Linked DNA regions of Homo sapiens: region 1 is linked to region 2. A link is a contact called in ENCODE Hi-C or POLR2A ChIA-PET data. All regions are on one chromosome and are shown on one strand. The core of a region is the stretch at or near the end of the contact, and the rest is flanking DNA. Distances in the headings are between cores, read along the strand shown. Region 1 overlaps CYP19A1 (cytochrome P450 family 19 subfamily A member 1). Region 2 overlaps MIR4713HG (MIR4713 host gene).

The links. Hi-C counts contacts between places; a loop is a spot of excess contacts on that map. ChIA-PET counts read pairs that join two places held with the same protein, here RNA polymerase II (POLR2A). Pooled maps may share reads with other maps.
Region 1: a map of ascending aorta shows a loop between it and region 2 (3-fold over the local background). The contact joins two enhancer-like sites. A Hi-C loop is called at or near these places in 2 of 168 maps with a recorded cell type or tissue (aorta and ascending aorta), 2 of 37 single-sample maps with no recorded cell type and 11 of 50 pooled maps. POLR2A ChIA-PET finds 5 or more read pairs at or near these places in 3 of 52 experiments (GM10248, MCF 10A and Panc1).

What each region holds. Positions count from the first base shown.
Region 1 is chr15:51,226,823-51,230,071 of GRCh38, reverse strand. It overlaps CYP19A1 (cytochrome P450 family 19 subfamily A member 1), which reads left to right. Exons shown (of 10, transcript NM_000103.4): 4 at 2,139-2,293. The region is part of intron 1 of MIR4713HG (MIR4713 host gene); the gene reads right to left. Among named protein-coding and RNA genes, the nearest start is that of MIR4713, 14 kb to the left of the region's middle. RefSeq lists enhancers at 1,306-1,600, 1,326-1,620. Within about 2 kb of position 1,476, at least 7 of the 41 ENCODE cell types and tissues checked have a DNase peak (open chromatin) inside an H3K27ac peak, as active enhancers do; they include ascending aorta, where a contact is called at or near this core.
Region 2 is chr15:51,191,333-51,194,248 of GRCh38, reverse strand. The region is part of intron 1 of MIR4713HG (MIR4713 host gene); the gene reads right to left. Among named protein-coding and RNA genes, the nearest start is that of MIR4713, 49 kb to the left of the region's middle. Within about 2 kb of position 1,413, at least 9 of the 41 ENCODE cell types and tissues checked have a DNase peak (open chromatin) inside an H3K27ac peak, as active enhancers do; they include ascending aorta, where a contact is called at or near this core.

The DNA of each region.
Region 1 (3,249 bases), core at 227-2,726, 36 kb before region 2:
TAGCTTTGTCCCTAACAAGCCTGAGCTTTGGATTCAAAATAGCTGAGAAGTTGGTGCCCCCTAAAGGACACAAGAATTTTAAAGGTTGGCTCTTTATTACTAATAACTAGCAAATATTTCGTTGGGTTTGTTTTATGTTTGGAGTTTCTTACTCTCTTTTTAAAACTGATTAGCAAGTTCTTAAATGAAATGGACAGGCCAATATGATTAATGCAGTATGCAAAAGCCCCAGGGTCAGAGCAGAAAAATAGTGTTTGTCCTTTAAGTGCTTAAAATTTTTAAATATTAGTTTGTGAATAAAGAATATATAAATTACTTAATTTCTGCTTTAATTATAGAATGATGGAGGGGAAGGTAAGTAAAGCTAGAGTTTTCAAATATTTTAATTAGTAAGAATTTCATTCCTTCCTATAGCATAATTTTTCTATATATGACAAAATTTGAAACGTCAGACAAATTCCCCAGAATACAAATGGAAGCATCTGGATTTTTATTTATTTATTTATTTATTTTTGCTAGGGAGAGGCAAACATGTCCAAAACTTAGGATTATTTGATGAATATTATCTGGAATCAGATCAAGAGAATATTTAATAGTGTTTTTATTTGAAAATAGGTGGTTTTTCCTGAAATAAATATTAATAAGTTATTTATACAATAACTCTGCTTTTTTTTTTTTTTTTGAGATAGGATCTTGCTCTGTCACCTAGGTTGGAGTGCAATGGCTTGATCATGGCTCACTGCAGCCTCAACCTCCAGGGCTCGAGCTATCCTACTGCCTCAGCCCACCAAGTAGTTGGGACTACAGGCACACACTACCACACCTTATATATTATATATTATTATACAATAATAATCCTGTTCTAATTTCTTGACACTACCATTATTTCAGGGGCTTACTTTTAAAGCTTAAATAGGACTATGGAACACATCGCAGATGTGAGAGCTGGATTAATACTTAGCCCACAACCTAATACATTGAACCAGAGCAGCGCTTTTTTGGTCTAGAGTCCTCTGGGAATGTATTTCAACAGGCATTAACTGAACAACCTCATTAAGGCAAAAGTATCCTTTTAGGAGCCAAGTGTCAACTAGGAGATGGAGGAGCAAGTCTCTCCAACCTGAGAACCAATTGCAGATATTATAGTAACCACTTGCAATCTTTGAGGGTTATTTGTTCTGAAAACCTCCATAGTGGGAGAATTTGCAGCTGTGAAACAAAATTTCAGGAGACCAGAGGAGAGGGAGGACCAAAGTTGCAATTAATACATGAAATTTTGTATAAATATTAAGTTCACCAAGAAAGTAACAACAACATCTAAAATCAAGATAATACCAATGACATCTAATGCATCTTGAATTTGCATAATTGAGCATCATGCAAATTGCCCTGTCTCATGACTCATCACATCCTGTGTCGTGGGAGAACTCTGTGACCCTGGAGACTTTGATGAGTCATGATGGAAGGCAGAGCCCCAAAATAGCTTCCTTTACTACCACAGTGAACTTTGCATGCCAGTCCAGCCAGGCGCTGGCCAAGCTCAGGGCTAGAAGAAGTGCCCAAGGAGATATTTTTCAAGCCCTGACTGATACTCCACTGGAGGGGGCAGGCCTGATTAGAGACTGGAGTTGGGTGGTACTAGGCAAAACTGCTGGTTCCAAAATAGGAAAACAAGACTTTAGTAATTCCACAAACTTCTGATTCTGTGGCTCACTCTTGTAGTGGGTGGCACTTTGTGGAGTGAGGCTGGATGATACCTGGGAGGCTGGAGGTTCTTCTGGCTCTGGTGGTATGGAGGGTTCAGCTTCTTAGCAGCCTTGCAGCTCTGACTCCAGTAGTGGGTAGTATTTTGGTGAGGTTAGAGAAGAAAGAGAAGTAAGGAATGGTATATGGGTGTGTGTGTGTGTTTTCTATCTTTGGTGATGTTGAAACAGGGAGTCAGTAGGTAGAAATGATTCAACTGGAGAAGGATGTCCTCATGCTAACAGAAGTGCTTATTCAACCCGAATACTAGAAATCATGCACATTGCATTTGGAGCAACATGCATTTGCTAAGAGAGCTACCTCCTAGTCAAAATGTACCACCAGGAGTTCTCCTGACCCTTAAAAATTGACACCAAAGTTTCCTGTCTTTTCAGGTCCTCAAGTATGTTCCACATAATGAAGCACAATCATTACAGCTCTCGATTCGGCAGCAAACTTGGGCTGCAGTGCATCGGTATGCATGAGAAAGGCATCATATTTAACAACAATCCAGAGCTCTGGAAAACAACTCGACCCTTCTTTATGAAAGGTAAGCAGGTACTTAGTTAGCTACAATCTTTTTTGTCTATGAATGTGCCTTTTTTGAAATCATATTTTTAAAATATTTTATTTATTTATTTATTTATTTATTTATTGAGACAGGCTCTGACTCTATCACCCAGGCAGGAGTGACCTTGGCTCACGACCTTGGCTCACTGTAACCTCCGCCTCCCAGGCTCAGGCGATTCTCCCACCTCAGCCTCGCGAGTAGCTGGGACTACAGATGTGCACCACCATGCCTGGCTAATTTTTGTATTTTTTGTAGCGATGGGGTTTCGCCATATTTGAGACCAGGCTGGGCTCAAACTCACGGAGTCAAACGATTGACCTGCCTCGGCCTCCCAAAGTGCTGGGATTACAGGCATGAGCTATCATTCCTAGTCTGAAATCATATTTTGAATTCTACTGCAATAAAGGAGGAAGAGCTAACATTCATTATGCCTTTACTCTGTTGTAGCCATTGTTCTAAACACTTGAATGGCAGCCCCATGTGGTAAATGTTGTTATCTCCTACAATTCACAGAAAATGAGGTTAAGTAACTTGCCCAAGGTCCAAACATTAGTAAATGATAGCCCGGAATATAGCCCTGAAGCCTATATTTCTTAATCACCACAAATTCTTTTCTTCTTATTGATGTGCAAAGCAATTTTATAGGCAAAAGAAGAGATGTAGCTATATATTTAGAGTAATTTCAGTTAAGAATTTAGCATGTCACCCATATGTTTGATTTAAACACGGCCAAACAATGTGTTTGCTGAGTGCTTGACTGACAGCCCAGATGATTTAGCAGGAAGCAATTTGTGAATGAAATTAGATAATTTTAGAACTGAGAGGGACCATATCTGTCATCTAGCCTCTGATTTTAACAGTTGAGGAAATAAAGTTCCAACGAAGTTATGATTTTCACCCAGGCAAAATAGGGAGTAATGAATGAGCTGAGACCC
Region 2 (2,916 bases), core at 164-2,663:
AGAAAGAAAGAAAGAGAAAGAAAGAAAGAGAGAGAGAAAGGGAAAGAAAGAGAAAAACAGAGAGAAAAGAAAGAAGGAAAGAAAGAGAAAGAAAGAAAGAAAGAAGGAGAAAGAAAGAAAGAAAAAGGGAAGGGAAGGAAGAGTAGAGACTAGTTTTGGTGGTCTTCATTTCATTTTCTAATAATTTATTTTTATCGCATTTTTTAAAGTGTCAGTCCCTATGGGTTGAAAACTAAGAAAAATAATTTGTCCTTCACCCCAGGAACCCTGCCTTAGGCTCTGCTGAGGCTGAATATATGTGTATATATGGGTGCCCCAAAATAAATACAAAAATTCTCTGGAAAGTCTTGTTTCTTTAGAAAACACCAGGGTTGAACATGAGGTCACATTAATAGCAATAGTCACGTACGGCTGGCTGTACCTCCCACCCCTGCTGGCACAGGAACTCCGACCCCTACAACATTTCCCTTGGGAATTTCTGGGCTCCTCAGGCATCCATTCCTGGACCACAACAACTTTATGTGCCTCCCCAGAGTTCCTCCGCTCCAGCTTTTCTGGGAACTTCAGCCATTTGCTCAACAGAAAGTGCCGGCAGCTCCCTTCCCCTCATTTCTTGATAGCTCTCGCTGTCTCAGCTGTCCTGGGTTTGGACTTGTCAGGAAGTGAGAGGCAAACTGGCCTCAAGACCAAGAAGCACAGGCTAGTTTCTTTCTGAACCATAAGATTCCCATTCTTAGTGAACAGGGCCTGGGGACCTCATACAAAGCTGGCTCAGGTTGGGGGTCAGGGTGGGCAGCTGGAGTTAGCAAGTTGTCTGGCCACAGGGGGATGCAGGTGAGCAGGGCTGGAGATGTGGTATGGGCACTGGGGAAGACCTTTGGGGAGAGAATGTGAGATCCAGCGAGGAGACCTGCTTAGAGGAATCTTTAAAGAGCTTACAGGTAGAGATTTCAGATCGAAGGACCATTAGACGTCATGTAGTCTAATGCCTCCTTTTACAAATTAGGACACAGCTTCAGACAGGATACCTGCCGCTGGAGTAGGTGACCCTTGGACAAGAACCCAGAGCCCCCTGAATGGTGTTCCAATGCTTTTAAAGATGATCTCTAATTCCCCACCGTCCTCCCCCAAGCCCCACTGTTTCCACCCCACATCCAGTGACTACACAAACTAGCTTTGCCAGGAGAGCAACCAATTTTAACCAGCCCATCCTAAGACATTCCTATATGTCAGAGCCCAGGTCCCAGTTTGGGGTTATGGCAATTCACCACTCCCCTACAATTACGGAAGCCCAAGCAGCAGCCGGGGTTTCACTCAGCCTCGCTCTCTTTTCCAGGGTGCTCTTGCAAGGAGTCGGGAGAGAGCCCTGCTATGCTCACATCCGCCAGCAGGGGGCAGATAGGGAAAAGGTTTACCGGCTTTGAAGCCGGGCAGCTCCCGGTAGAGGGGAGCCTGCCTGCCTTGGTTTCTAGCAGGGCTGCTCACTGAACTGGGCTGCCTGCCAGGGGCCAGCAGTAAAAAGCCAGTCAGGTTGGTATTACTGTCTGGTAAAATGAAAATACCCCTAAATGCTCATTTGCTCCATCATTTCAGATTCCCTAGTGGCTGGCTCCAATCCGGGCACTTGAGTTTACATCATAACCTGGTCGCTGAAGAGCTGTGACCTTGGGGAAGTTACTCTGTGGTTTCCACATTTGAAAAAGCGGAGAACCATAGTGCCCACCTACTGGGGTTGTTGGGTGAAACAAATTAGAAATTTCCTGCTATGTAGTAAGTACTCAATACATATTAGCCAGCAATAATACGTGATTTTACTTTTAACTCATCCTTTAAACAAGTATTTATTGAGCATCTACTATGCTTAAGGCCCTGACCCAAACAAGCGTTTAGAAGACAGAAAAATTAATAAGACGCTCCTTCAAAAATGTTACAATTATTTTCTATCATTTATCTATTATCAACACTGTAATCTCTTATTTCTTTGATTGCCCCTGTTATGAGGAAGCTCAGCACCAAAGCTGAAGGCCTATCTTTGCTGCTCTTTTGATCCTCAGGACCAGCGGCTCTACATGCTTCTTTTCTGTTGGTTCTCGTATTCCATTCTATTTTATTTATTAAGTCACTGCATACATCTCTTGCCTGACCTGCTCCATGCCGGGGTCTGGGCTTGCTGCCTTACTGATGGGAGTCAGAGCGGAGCACTTTGGGGAAAGGAAGGCCACTAACGGGTCTGGGCTTGCTGCCTTACTGATGGGAGTCAGAGCGGAGCACTTTGGGGAAAGGAAGTCCACTAACCCCCCTCCCCCACCTCCCCCCCAACCACCGGCAAAAAAAAAAAAAAAAAAAAAAAAAAAATATTTACAGGTAAGGAAGTGACTAACGAGGCCTGAGGGGATGAGAGACGGAGGAGAAACAGCAACAATGAAAACACCTCTGAGAAAGACAGGATCGGAGACTCTGGGGAAAGAAAGAAAACACAGTGAAAGTAAAGACCTTGCCAAGGGCCAGCCCATCATGCGGGCAGAGAAGAAAAGAAAGGGACAAAAGAAAGGGACGATGTGGAAGTGTGAGCTGAAAAGCACAGGTTCAGAAATAAGTTGCTTTTAGTATCCATTTCAGGAGCAGAGCAAGGGACAGCGAGGCCAACTAGCGATAGATTTCCCATCAAGAGACAGAGAAGGGCAGGGGGTAGAAATCACTGTTTCCGGAGTGGAAAAACACAACTGAGTGTCTGAAGGGAGAAAGTCACAGCGTCAGCTGGCTGGACAGCTGAGTGTCCAGGTTCACCGGCCAGCTCGGGCAGCTGCTTTCGTCCCCTCACCCCTGAGCCAGTCTGTAGCCAGGATGTAAATAAGTCACCTGCATATGTTAAAAATATAACAGGACAGCCACTGGCCTTGCTCAGCAATGTTGAAG